2 separate regions of the Homo sapiens genome follow, and region 1 is linked to region 2. Evidence: chromatin contacts called from ENCODE Hi-C or POLR2A ChIA-PET data. All regions are on one chromosome and are shown on one strand. The core of a region is the stretch at or near the end of the contact, and the rest is flanking DNA. Distances in the headings are between cores, read along the strand shown. Region 1 overlaps PRKG1 (protein kinase cGMP-dependent 1). Region 2 holds the start of PRKG1 (protein kinase cGMP-dependent 1).

The links. A loop is a pair of places that touch in the nucleus more often than their neighbours do. ChIA-PET counts read pairs that join two places held with the same protein, here RNA polymerase II (POLR2A). Pooled maps may share reads with other maps.
Region 1: a map of IMR-90 shows a loop between it and region 2 (2.9-fold over the local background). The contact joins the enhancer-like site here to the promoter of PRKG1 in region 2. A Hi-C loop is called at or near these places in 4 of 168 maps with a recorded cell type or tissue (IMR-90, heart left ventricle, right cardiac atrium and 1 more) and 6 of 50 pooled maps. POLR2A ChIA-PET finds 5 or more read pairs at or near these places in 1 of 52 experiments (CD4-positive, alpha-beta T cell).

Annotation. Positions count from the first base shown.
Region 1 is chr10:51,211,637-51,218,214 of GRCh38, reverse strand. All of the region lies in intron 2 of PRKG1 (protein kinase cGMP-dependent 1), which reads right to left. Among named protein-coding and RNA genes, the nearest start is that of MIR605, 85 kb to the left of the region's middle. Within about 2 kb of position 3,479, at least 2 of the 41 ENCODE cell types and tissues checked have a DNase peak (open chromatin) inside an H3K27ac peak, as active enhancers do.
Region 2 is chr10:51,072,654-51,079,033 of GRCh38, reverse strand. It overlaps PRKG1 (protein kinase cGMP-dependent 1), which reads right to left and starts at 4,547. Exons shown (of 18, transcript NM_006258.4): 1 at 4,133-4,547. The coding sequence starts at 4,443.

The DNA.
Region 1 (6,578 bases), core at 2,230-4,729, 140 kb before region 2:
CTCAGGGCCTCCAATGCAATGTTTAAAAACATTTAGACCTAGTCATTGTTATAACAGATACTGTATTTACCTCATTAGAAAATACATGCCTTTCAAATTTTTACAAAATTATGTTGTTAAATAACAGTTAACGACATAAGTATCACAGTTCATTTACATTACAAAGTATGTAAACATGAATTAGTGCTATTGCTAAAATGGCCCTTGAAATGTACAAGTGCTGAAGCCATAGTGAATTATGAGATGTTAATCACTTGTAAGACCTGAGATTCAGATGAAGGAGGGAACTGAAAGAAAGGAGGAATTTGTTACCCTTGCAGAGAAACTCTAAAGAAATCCTTGGAAATTATTTTACAAAAATAAATCCAAATAGTAAAATAATTAGCTTTTCCATTTTTCTTGCTATACATTTGCCATCCATAATCAGATCTGAATTCAAATAACTGCACAGGAGTGTTTACAAGGGGTAAAGAGAGAACTGATTTATGTAAATAATAGATTATGTTTATAAAGGCCATCTGTGTGAGCCCAGAACTAAGGCCAGAAACAGAAGTACCAATTTATACCACAGGAAAATTATTCCTAACTCATAGAAGGACTGTTTGTGGGCAGAGGCACTTTATTTGTGTAAATGTAAATAGAAAAAATGTGTTTCATTCTCAAAATAAACACTGAATTCTAATGTATAAAAATTTCGATAATCCAACACCCTCACAATGTTCTTTTTCAGTCATCTCCAGATCTCTTCTTTTGTAATCATCCACTTGCATATTTATTATTAAAAGAGAGATGGTGATAGATTTTGCTTTACTCCTTTCTAAGGCATTTTTCCCCACACCAAACTTATTAGGTAATGCGTTCTTAAACCATTTAGACACGGCTAAAGAAAAAAATGGATTAAGATGCTGTGAAGATATGTATAATTTTATATGTGTAAAATAAGCCATTCCCTTCTCTCATGTAAACTCAGAGAATATTTCCAGGTGTAATTTTTATATCTATGAAAGAAGGTCACACATCTCTGATTCAGTAACAGCTTGTGTTGTAGAAATGCATATAAAGGTACACATACATAAACACACAATTATACACAGCCAAATTATTGCTATTCCTAAAATGGCCTCAGTGGGTATTAAACTTTAACTATCACCCATGAGCTTTTCAATTTGACTATCTGCACAGGAGATCATTTTCTTATTTTTTATTTAATGACAATGGAGGCTAAACCAGGCTAGATTTATGTTTTGTCTTATAAGATGGAAAATGACAATGATTTTATTCTCATGTATACAAGTTGTAAGTCTAGAAGCATTTGGGGGAACAAGGTGGAATTTATATTATAGTAGCCTGATATTCAGCAAAAAGGAGACAATTTACTACCAAATATACTTTTTAAATCCCCCTGAAAAAATCAATGCTGAATTAGCTGAAATATTTACACACACCCATACCACTTGAATACATTTTAGAATTCCTACCTTTCCATTCAAATCTTAGTTCAAACATCTTATTTATGAAGACCTCTGTGGAATTCTCAAGCAGTTAGCATCCCTATTTTCCTACATAATCTTGAAAATGATGATGACAGCATTTATTATAAGAAAAGTTATATAGTGCCAGTTACTGTCTTAAGTATTTTGCATATGTTAATTCACACAATCCTCACACCAATGTCCTGAAACGGTTATATTCGGGTTTTTTAAAACCAGTGAGGAAACCCAGGCACAGAGAAGTTAAGTAACTTGTTTAAGGTCATAAAGATGGCAAGTGGAAGTACTGTTACTCAAATCAAGGCAGTCTGGCTCCGGAGTCCAAACACTTAAACATTATAACAGAATCTCTGTTGACTTTCTGTTTACAAAATGGGAGCAATAACATGTGTCCATAGTATTGCTTTGTGAATTATGTAAGATAACTTATGTAAAGATCTTAGTGCCCTACCCAATGAAGAGCAATGCTGAATGTTGTTATTGCTACCAAGTAGTTATCTTTAGTCAGACTTCCATCCTCTGCTACAGTGGGAATTCTTTGGGGATGGGGTTTACATTCATTCATCTGCTCATTCATTCATCCCACAAATATTCAATGAGCCACTCCTGTGGGCCAGGTCCTATACCAAGTCCTGCAAGCACTCATCTCTGAAGGCCCAGCACTAATAGCAGACAAACACAGTTCTACCTCAGGGCCTTGGCACTTAATATTTGCTCCATTTGGAAAGCTATTTTCTATGTCATTTCAAGGCTTGTTTCCTCACTTTATTCTCTCTCCTCTAATGTTATGTCTTCAAAGACACCTTCCATGAACACTTCTAAAAAGTAGTGCTTTTCAGGGCTCTGTATTTCTTACTCTGCTTTAGGTTTTCTACATACACCTATCACTGTTATAACTACTAGAATGTAAGTTCTGTATATAGAGGAATTTCCAGTTCTATAGACAGAATCCAGAATGGTAGGCTACCAAGTTTTTGTCATACTGGTGAAAGAAAGAAGTGGAAGGTGGAAGGGAAGAAGAGAGGGATGGAGAGGGAGAGACAAAGAATGTTGATCAATGACTGTTTTATAAACATGAAAACATTTTCATCCCTTCTTGACCAAAGCACCTCTTACCATGAATAAACAAATGCCAGCATTCTTCTACTCCCTTCCTCCTCCATGCCCCCTGCAAAAATCCCACAGGGCTCCCCAAGCTTGCCCCTCAGTTTCTATTCAGCTGTCTTCCCTATGAACTTAAGGTTCTTACCATTTAAATTTCAACACCTGTTCTCACTCCTCCTAAGAAAATATGTATATGACCTCCATGGAGACCAGCTTTCCTTTTTGTTTCTAACAATGCTGAAGAGCTATAATTTAGCAGCATAAGTGGTAGTTGTAATCACTTGTAATTTATCATCCAACTGCACAGACTAATTCACGATCAAAGAAAAAGCTCTCCTTATTTTTCAATTATTAAAAATAAGCATTTGCGGATTCTTTCTTCAAACATGACACCATTAATTAGCAGCAAATGTGCTGTCGAGCATCTTTTTAAACAACAGTAATGAATTTACACTAACCCTTTCCCTCCTGGGATCAGTCTAATCATTTATGGTAGTTCTGATTGGCATTAGATGATTCGCATTGTTTTCTCTTTTTGGAAACATGATAGGATTGCTGTCCCTGACCTTTTGAAGTTAGCCGCCCACGCTGTAACTTGCTTCAGCCAATGAGTTGAGGGTAGAAGTGACAAGGTCACTTAAAAGAAAATTTCAAAGAGCAAGTGACAATCTTTCATTTTCCGTTCAGTGGTGATTTGCAAACATGTGTCAAGAGTGAGTCTTCTGTGGGTTTCTGTGTAAAGATATTGGGCAGAGGTCCCCTGCCAATCCACGTGCTCATGTAAAGTGATTGTAAAAACAAAGCTTTGCTGTTAGTTCATTGATATTTGACAGCTGTTCTCCGGGCCTGATTGTGGTGGTTCAAACCTGTAATCCCAGCACTTTGGCAGGCCAAGCGGGAGGACTGCTTGAGCTCAGCGGTTTGAGATCAGACTGGGCAACATAATGAGACACCGTCTCTACAAAATAAAAAAAAATATAGCTGGGGGTGTGGCAAGCGACTCTGGCCCCAGATAGGAAGTAGAGGTGGGAGAATCATTTGAGCCCAGGCAGGAGAGGCCTCAATGAGCAGTGATCATGCCACTGCGCTCCAGCCTGGGCAAAAGAGCAATACCCTGTCAAAAAAAAAAAGAGTTTTTCTTTTTCTGTGGCAACACTTGGTCCATCCTGACTGATTAAGTAGCAAGGTAAGATCTGTACCCATACAAAGTACAGATAATTCATACTGCTGACTCCATGCCCTGGTAACCTAACATAGATATTTCAATCATGCTACAGAAATGTCAGGGGACAAATATCATTGAAGGGACAAACTTCATGTGGATTATGAAACCATAGTGTAACACCTTTTCATGTGCTCCTTTGACAACCTGAGACCTTTTAAAGAGGCTATTAAGGAATCATACATGTGTATGTACATATGTGTACATAGGTGACATATATATAATATCACCTATTGTATATCTTTAAAAGGGCTTTTAGGGGAATCATAAGACTAACATTCCATTCTTCTAATATTAGAAATAACTCTAGGTGCTTTAGGTTCTCTAACAAAATTTTTGAACTCAGTTGTAAAGTTTTTCACTATAATATTACACTTTGGAAAATATGTAAATATGTTTTTTTCTTTTTGTTTAAGTAAGAATGATGAATCTGATTCCAAACGAGAACTATAAACAAAAGGCCATTCTTTTGCCTCTAAATCTTATGGATAAATCTTCAAGATGCTAGAAATATCTCATCAAATAACACATGAATAAAACAACTTCCCATTCTGTAACATATTCTTTCAGTTTCTTAAAAAATTACTTCTCTCTTGCTCTCTCACCCCTGCACACACACATAAACACACACACCCACACACTTCATAAAATGCAATATTCAGAAGAACCAAAGATTCAGTTTAAGTCTTTTTTAAAATAAGTTATATTATCTTTAGGAAAATAATATTTTAAAGTAATATTGCATTAGTTTCAGCCAAATTACAACAATGACTTCACCAGGCATGGCTATTGAATATAATGCAAATTCTTCTAACATCTGCCCAGGCAATGAGCAATTCCAAATGAGTGGTCACTCCATGTGAGATACTTCAGTTGTCTTTTGCAAAATCTCACTGCTAGAAAGACATATATAACTACTCATTTTTTTTATTATTATACTTTAAGTTTTAGGGTACATGTGCACAACGTGCAGGTTTGTTACATATGTATACATGTGCCATGTCGGTGTGCTGCACCCATTAACTGGTCATTTAGCATTAGGTATATCTCCTAATGCTATACCTCCCCCCTCCCCCAACCCCACAACAGTCCCCGGTGTGTGATGTTCCCCTTCCTGTGTCCATGTGTTCTCATTGTTCAATTCCCACTTATGAGTGAAAACATGCGGTGTTTGGTTTTTTGTCCTTGCGATAGCTTGCTAGAGAATGATGGTTTCCAGCTTCATCCATGTCCCTACAAAGGACATGAACTAATCCTTTTTTATGGCTGCATAGTATTCCATGGTGTATATGTGCCACATTTTCTTAATCCAGTCTATCACTGTTGGACATTTGGCTTGGTTCCAAGTCTTTGCTATTGTGAATAGTGCCGCAATAAACATACGTGTGCATGTGTCTTTATAGCAGCATGATTTATAATCCTTTGGGTATATACCCAGTAATGGCATGGCTGGGTCAAATGGTATTTCTAGTTCTAGATCCCTGAGGAATCGCCACACTGACTTCCACAATGGTTGAACTAGTTTACAGTCCCACCAACAGTAAAAGTGTTCCTATTTCTTCACATCCTCTCCAGCACCTGTTGTTTCCTGACTTGTTAATGATCGCCATTCTAACTGGTGTGAGATGGTATCTCACTGTGGTTTTGATTTGCACTTCTCTGATGGCCAGTGATGATGAGTATTTTTTCATGTGTTTTTTGGCTGCATAAATGTCTTCTTTTGACAAGTGTCTGTTCATATCCTTTGCCCACTTTTTGATGGGGTTGTTTGTTTTTGTCTTGTAAATTTGTTGGGGTTCATTGTAGATTCTGGATATTAGCCCTTTGTCAGATGAGTAGGTTGCAAAAATTTTCTCCCATTCTCTAGGTTGCCTGTTCACTCTGATGGTGGTTTCTTTTGCTGTGCAGAAGCTCTTTAGTTTAATTAGATCCCATTTGTCAATTTTGGCTTTTGTTGCCATTGCTTTTGGTGTTTTAGATATGAAGTCCTTGCCCATGCTTATGTCCTGAATGGTATTGCCTAAGTTTTCTTCTAGGGTTTTTATGGTTTTAGGTCTAACATGTAAGTCTTTAATCCATCTTGAATTAATTTTTGTATAAGGTGTAAGGAAGGGATCCAGTTTCAGCTTTCTACATATGGCTAGCCAGTTTTCCCAGCACCATTTATTAAATAGGGAATCCTTTCCCCATTGCTTGTTTTTCTCAGGTTTGTCAAAGATCAGATAGTTGTAGATATGCGGCATTATTTCTGAGGGCTCTGTTCTGTTCCATTGGTCTATATCTCTGTTTTGGTACCAGTATCATGCTGTTTTGGTTACTGTAGCCTTGTAGTATAGTTTGAAGTCAGGTAGTGTGATGCCTCCAGCTTTGTTCTTTTGGCTTAGGATTGACTTGGCAATGCAGGCTCTTTTTTGGTTCCATATGAACTTTAAAGTAGTTTTTTAAATTCTGTGAAGAAAGTCATTGTTAGCTTGATGGGGATGGCATTGAATCTATAAATTACCTTGGGCAGTATGGCCATTTTCACGATATTGATTCTTCCTATCCATGAGCATGAAATGTTCTTCCATTTGTTTGTATCCTCTTTTATTTCATTGAACAGTGGTTTGTAATTCTCCTTGAAGAGGTCCTTCACATCCCTCGTAAGTTGGATTCCTAGGTATTTTATTCTCTTTGAAGCAATTGTGAATGGGAGCTCACTCATGATTTGGCTCTCTGTTTGTCTGTTATTGGTGTATAAGAATGCTTGTGATTTTTGTACA
Region 2 (6,380 bases), core at 3,298-5,797:
CCAACAGAATTTAATATACAGTCTTTAGGAACATTTTGTTTTTCTTGAGATATATCAGTATAAAGTTTAAAAGATTAAATAATCTCTTAAAATGAATGCCTCCTTAAAAATAAAAATAGGCCGGGTGCGGTGGCTCACACCTGTAATCCCAGCATTTTGGGAGGCCAAGGCAGGCGGATCATGAGGTCAGGAGATCAAGACCATCCTGGTAACACTGTGAAACCCCGTCTCTACTGAAAATACAAAAAAATTAGCCGGGCGTGGTGGCTGGCGCCTGTAGTCCCAGCTACTCAGGAGGCTGAGGCAAGAGAATGGTGTGAACCCGGGAGGCAGAGCTTGCAGTGAGCTGAGATGGCACCACTGCACTCCAGCCTGGGCGATAGAGCGAGACTCCGTCTCAATAAATAAATAAATAAATAAATAAATAAATAAATAAATAAATATAAATAAATATTTTTATCCTCAACTCCTCCAAAGTACTTCGCAATGAAAAAGTGAAACAGGGGCCAGGTGTGGTGGCTCACATCTGTAATCTCAGCACTTTTGGAGGCCCAGGTGGGCTGATAACCTGAGTTCAGGAGTTCAAGATCAGCCTGGCCAAAATGGCGAAACCCCATCTCTACTAAAAAAAAAAAAAAAAAAAAAAAATAGCCAGGCATTGGTGGCACGTGCCTGTAATCCCAGCCACTCAGGAGGCTGCGATGGGAGAGTTGCTTGAACCCTGGAGGCGGAGGTTACAGTGAGCCAAGATCGTGCCACTGCACTCCATCCTGGGTGACAGAGTGAGACTCTGTCTCAACAACAACAACAAAGGAAAAAGAAAGGAAACAAAATAGAACATGGAGTGAAAGCAACAGCTTACAAAAATACAAAGACACTAACCACTTTTAGGAACTCAAGTCTATATAATCCAACTGAAATGACTGAAACCCTGTGACATGAAAATGGAAAAGATTTGGGAATATTTTCAAAAGATAAGGGGTTTAGATCAAAATTTCAGAGACTGAATGTTCTAACATGATATAGAATCAATTTCAGGAATGAAACTTCATGAAATAAAATTACTTAAGTCCATAAGAACTATTCTATATAGGCAATCAACAGGCTATCTGATCTCACATAATGAATGCTTAGGTTTTGTTTTTCATTTTAAGGGTTTATTTGCTCAGTTTATTTCCAAATATAGTTTAGTAGTTTTACATTCTCAAGGAGTTATTTGGTAGCAGTGGAATACAGATTCCAATTTGCTACATCAGTTCTTTCCTTCACATAAGTATTGTATCTATACAGATTGTGAAAGAGACCAATAAAAACCCTCCTCCTACCTCATAGTTATAGCAGGAGTGTCCTGGCTCAGTGCTGGAATCTGACAGAACCTTCCCTCCAATTCCCACATTAAAGGAAAAATTCCAAGCCAAAAATGTTAAAATGATTCAAGTTATTAAGTTAATTTACATTTTATACTATTTTTAAATGACCAAATTTACCAAGAAACCAGAACTAAAAAAAATTATAATCCTCAGAAGGCAACCTTAGTAAGTAAAAACTAAACAGATATATTTGCATATATCAGATAAATGAACAGAACATTAGCGGGGCAGTTACCTACATCTAAAAAAAAGAGAATCAAAAACTAGCATGAACGTAAACTGGAAATTAATGTGTCTATTTAGATAGTTTCATTTTAACTGGAAACTCACAATAATCTATATGTATGTTTAAGAAAGATGGCTACATTTAAGATGTAGTAAAGATGAAATACAAAGACACAAACACTTGTTGCCAGTAAGTCCGTGTAATCAAATTATTCATAGTGAAATACATTGAAAGGCAAACAAGTCTTCTTTGGTTTGGCAGGTTTTCTTAACTCTTTGTGGAGCTACCTTGTACAACCATTCAAACAACATAAGATTTATTCATTTTGCATACAATGTACTTCTTTTTTCCCTAAGAAAGGTACACTTTCTACTACTCAAGCCAATTTTTTTCTAGTTTTCTTTATGTAAGTGTGAAAAAAGAACAGATGTTTTTCCAAAATTATTTAAGCTTGGAAGGCATTCTATCATTTTCCTCAATAAAATACTTCAGAGTCACCCAAAGCATCATGGCAATACCTTAAGAGCTGAGTCCTTTAAAATACAAGTTATTAGTAAGAAATCAGTATCAGGACACACAGTGTTGTTTGATAGATAAAATGTTATTATAATGATAGATAAAATGTTATTATAATGGGATGCTGTAAATTATTTGCCACACCAGCTTTATTTTCCACTCTGGACCTTTTTCGTTTGTTTGTTTTTCAATCTAGATATTCTACAAGTCATGTACAAAGAGGCTTTTAAACTTATCACATTGTATAGCTCATTCCCTACTGCCTAGAATCTTGTAAATCTCTGATGGAATGTGTAACTGGAGTTATCAGCTGGCTTCAACATGCTTCACTATGAAACCTATTAAAGTGGTCTTTTTGTAAAAGCAGAGTTTGCTCTGTGTCACTCAAAAGTCCTGCGGATACAAAAATGAGATCCTATGAAATGTTTAAAGATGCAGAGAGCTGTCTTTGAGTTATTTTTTCATTATGCAAAACTTGGCCCAGGAGAGATGGTCATGTACCTCGTTAGCTAAAACAGTCAGGCATGTCAGGATTGCAAATTAATTTACCAGAGAAAGTTGAAGTTTATTCAGATCACTCAGGTTTCTAAGGCAGATCTAAGTCTGCTGAACTATTAGGGCAATTTGGTAAGGTCAGAATCTCAGAAATGTTTATCCTTATTGTCTCTTTCCAACTCCCTCGCAGAATACAAACTCCTCCCTAAACTAAGCCTGCATGAACAGCAAATGTTCCATGGGAATCAACATGTATAGGTATAACTCTAAGTTTTCAAAAGTAGTAATTGGTACATGCTGTGATTCTCCCCAAAAAACATCCAATAAATACAAATAGAGATAATCAAATATTTACTTTCTCCTTATATTAACTTGTTGTATTTATGAAGTGAAGGGTTTCGATGGACCTTGCATTATTACGTAACACGTGCCATCCAGCCAATGTGATTTCGTTAGTAGTAGAGTAAGCAGCAATATCCTTGGTTTTATCAATTACGTTATTATCTATTAATTTAAAATGCCGTTCTTTTGGGTGCTCTCCCACATTCTGTTAACCTCATGTTCCTGTCGCTTTACTCTCCATATGAACTCTGAGTTGAGTGTTGTATAACAAGTTTCATTAAATTTTTCCCATCCAAGTTATGAAGCCCACTAACATCAGAATTGCACAGTTCCCTAAAAGGCTAGAACAATGCCAGAGTGGTTGCATTAGAAGCCAAGAGTAAGGCAAACAATGGGTCCACGTTTTAAATAAGATAAGTGTGCTTATCTGTATCTGACCCTGGAAACAAGCAACCACCTCTTGGGAGATGGAGATGCTCCATTAGTAACATTATGCACGTTTCTTAAGTAAAATAAGCAATCTTCTCCCTCATATGTTATGAAAAAATATTTCTTCAAAATCAACAGACTAGTCTTCCATTTATGGATTGTAAATGTCATCCAATTCAGGAAATCAAAAATTCTTCCTTTTTCTATGCCTATTTGCTTATGTTTCACACTTTGATGATGACAAGAACGTCAGGTTTGAAGGGTACCAGCGTGAAGCGCCAGCAGGTAGAGAAATCCGGGAGAGCCACAAAAGCATAGAAAGTATGGGTGATCAGACGCATTTCATTTCAAGTCTGATGAGCCTGCATTTAGGATTTTCCAGCTGGGCTGGTTTGCCAGGGCTTTTGGGAGACGGGGGCTTTTTATTTCTTCTCTCACACTCACACACACGGTCGGACACACACCTGGGACGTGTTCAAACTCTACGTACACTAGGTGGCTTATACGAATGTATATGTATATTTAAAAATAATACCTTGACATCTGACAAAGACACGAAGGCAACGTATGTGCAGTGAGTCTGGCTCTGAGAAACGTGCACAGCCCCGCAAGAAGTGCCCGTTAAAATGAAACATTTCTGAGGATGAGGACAGACATGGCAAGCGGGAGGGGCGGGGGCCGACAGACAATACAGAGACCCGCAGCTCCCCATCGCCAGGGCGCCACATGGACCCGGCGCGTCACCCCTGCTTACTGTGGGCTCTTGGGGTAGAAGGGCAGGGTCACATGGCTGAGATCCTGGATGTCGAAGGCGGTGGGCTCGGCGGAGATCGCCTGCCGCTTGGTGCGCGGCTCGCCCTGCAAGGTGCTCGCGCTCTGCTTCTGCGCCTGCTGGGTGGCTGGTCGGATCACCGAGCGGTACTTGTCCAGCTCGTTCTGCAGCTTCTGGATCAGTTCGTCCTTCTGATCCAACTCCAGCTCCAGCTCGTCGATGAGAGCATCCCGCTGCCTCAGCTCCTCGATCTTCTCCTGGAGCGCGTACTGTAAATCCCGCAAGGTGCCCATGCTCCTCCGGGCTGCCGGGGGCTCCTTCCTGCCGCTGCTCCGCGTCTTGAGGCTTCCTCCCCTCTCCGATCAACTTTCCCCAAAGTCGCCGCTGCCTCCCGAGTGCCAAAGCTTCCTACTTGAGACCAAAGCCAGCCCTGGCTTCTGAGCATGCCCAGTCCGCCGGCTCCAGCCACCCAGAGTTTCAGTGCAGATTCCACTTCTCTGGGCTGGCTGTGAGGCTCAGAGCGGGGAGAGCAAACCAGCAGGTCCAACCCGGGATTAAACCTGAGACGCGGTGGGCGCCGCGGCGCGGGGGAGAAGAGTCGGAGGCGCGGTGGCGGGGGAGCGGGAGGAGGGGACGTGAATGGGGGCTCCGAGGCAGCGGCTGGGCTCTCAGAGTCCCTCGCGCCGGGCGCCCAAGGAAGCTTGCGGGGCGTGCGGGGAGCCTGATAAGCCTCCGAGGCGCGCCGGGGGTGTGCGGGTGGAGCGAGGCGGGAGCGCTACTTCGGGGGTGGGGAGGTGGGAGGGAGGGGACAGGGAGGACCCCGGGCAAACTCGGGAGGCCTCAGCTGACTCCAGAGCAGACCAGCCTGGAGAATGTTGAGCTACGATCCTAGCGACGTACGAGGCATAGGGGACTCTGCATCATCAAAGCTCTGAGTTCTGGAGGTATTTTGACGGCCGGCCTCACTAAGGAAAGCTCCCGAGCGGTGTGGCCGAGCTGTCGCTTCTCCCACGCCACCTTTCCCACCCAGAGCGCCTCACACAGGTGGCTAACGCTTGCGAAGAAACTTGCCTCTCAGGAGATGCGAGCGAGTCGGCGCCCGCGAGGAATTCCCCCTTTCAGCCTACTACCTTTGGGAAAGGGTTGTGGGGTAGGGGGTGGGGTTTCCGATTTTAGCACCCGAGGCGTTGCTACTCTTCGCCTGCTCCAGATAGTTACTTTCCTTTCTGCCCCTTCCAAACTCTCATCGGGGAACTGTTTTAGGGCAAAGGCCAAAAACGGATTTGGGCCCTAGCAGGTCACTCAGCTTCCCCATGAGCCCTCCGCCTTGAGCTGGTGCCTGGGAATAGTTCTCGGATGGGCCTTGCTTCTTCCATTTGCTGAATTTGGCGGGGAGAGGGTGGGGGTTAAAAATCATTCCCGAGCTCCAAAAATTTCATCTTGAAACTGAATCATACCTTTAAAAATATTACTTTCCTCACAACCAAGCTGTTAGGAATGTATCTTTCCACTTGAATGGCCAGGAAGACATCCTGACACAAACTTTGAAGAAGAGGGAAAATCGTGAAGGAGCGAGGGAGACCACGCAGGCTGCAGTGAATTGTACACTATACTGCAGTCACCCCCACCTCTACCCACTCCCACCCTCATCCCTGCCCACTCAATATTCCCCAAAATGATCACAATTAGGTAACTTCCTTTCTATCCAAGTGTTACACTCCCATCATGGGAACACATGTTTAGAATCCCCAAATATCTGCCTAATACGTACCTAAATCCCTAATATTTGCTTAAGACATTACGAACTCATCCAATTTTATAGCATCTTTATTGGCAGATTTTTGATTACTATTCTTGGGCACTCAATATTATAATCCTCAATGCTCTATTTGGTTATTCCTTAACACTAAAACAAAGTGGACAGAAAATAAAATTGAATTGCAATGCAATTCTAAACTTAGCAAAGAATAGTATCAAAATAACTTGCACACTGTTGCTTTTGAATACACAACTTTTTGTATTTAAGCTAGAGACAGAGGAAGGGAGGAAAGGAGGGAGGGAGGTCAAGGTATCTTAACAAGCTTGTTCATTTAAAGTGTCCTTGTTTTTAATTAGAGGACTAAATGACAAAATATATAGTCCTAAATATTCTTTTATGTAGATTATGATCTAGTAATTCTCTTAATGCAGATTACACAAGACACTTCATTTTTCTGCTTTCCAACACAGA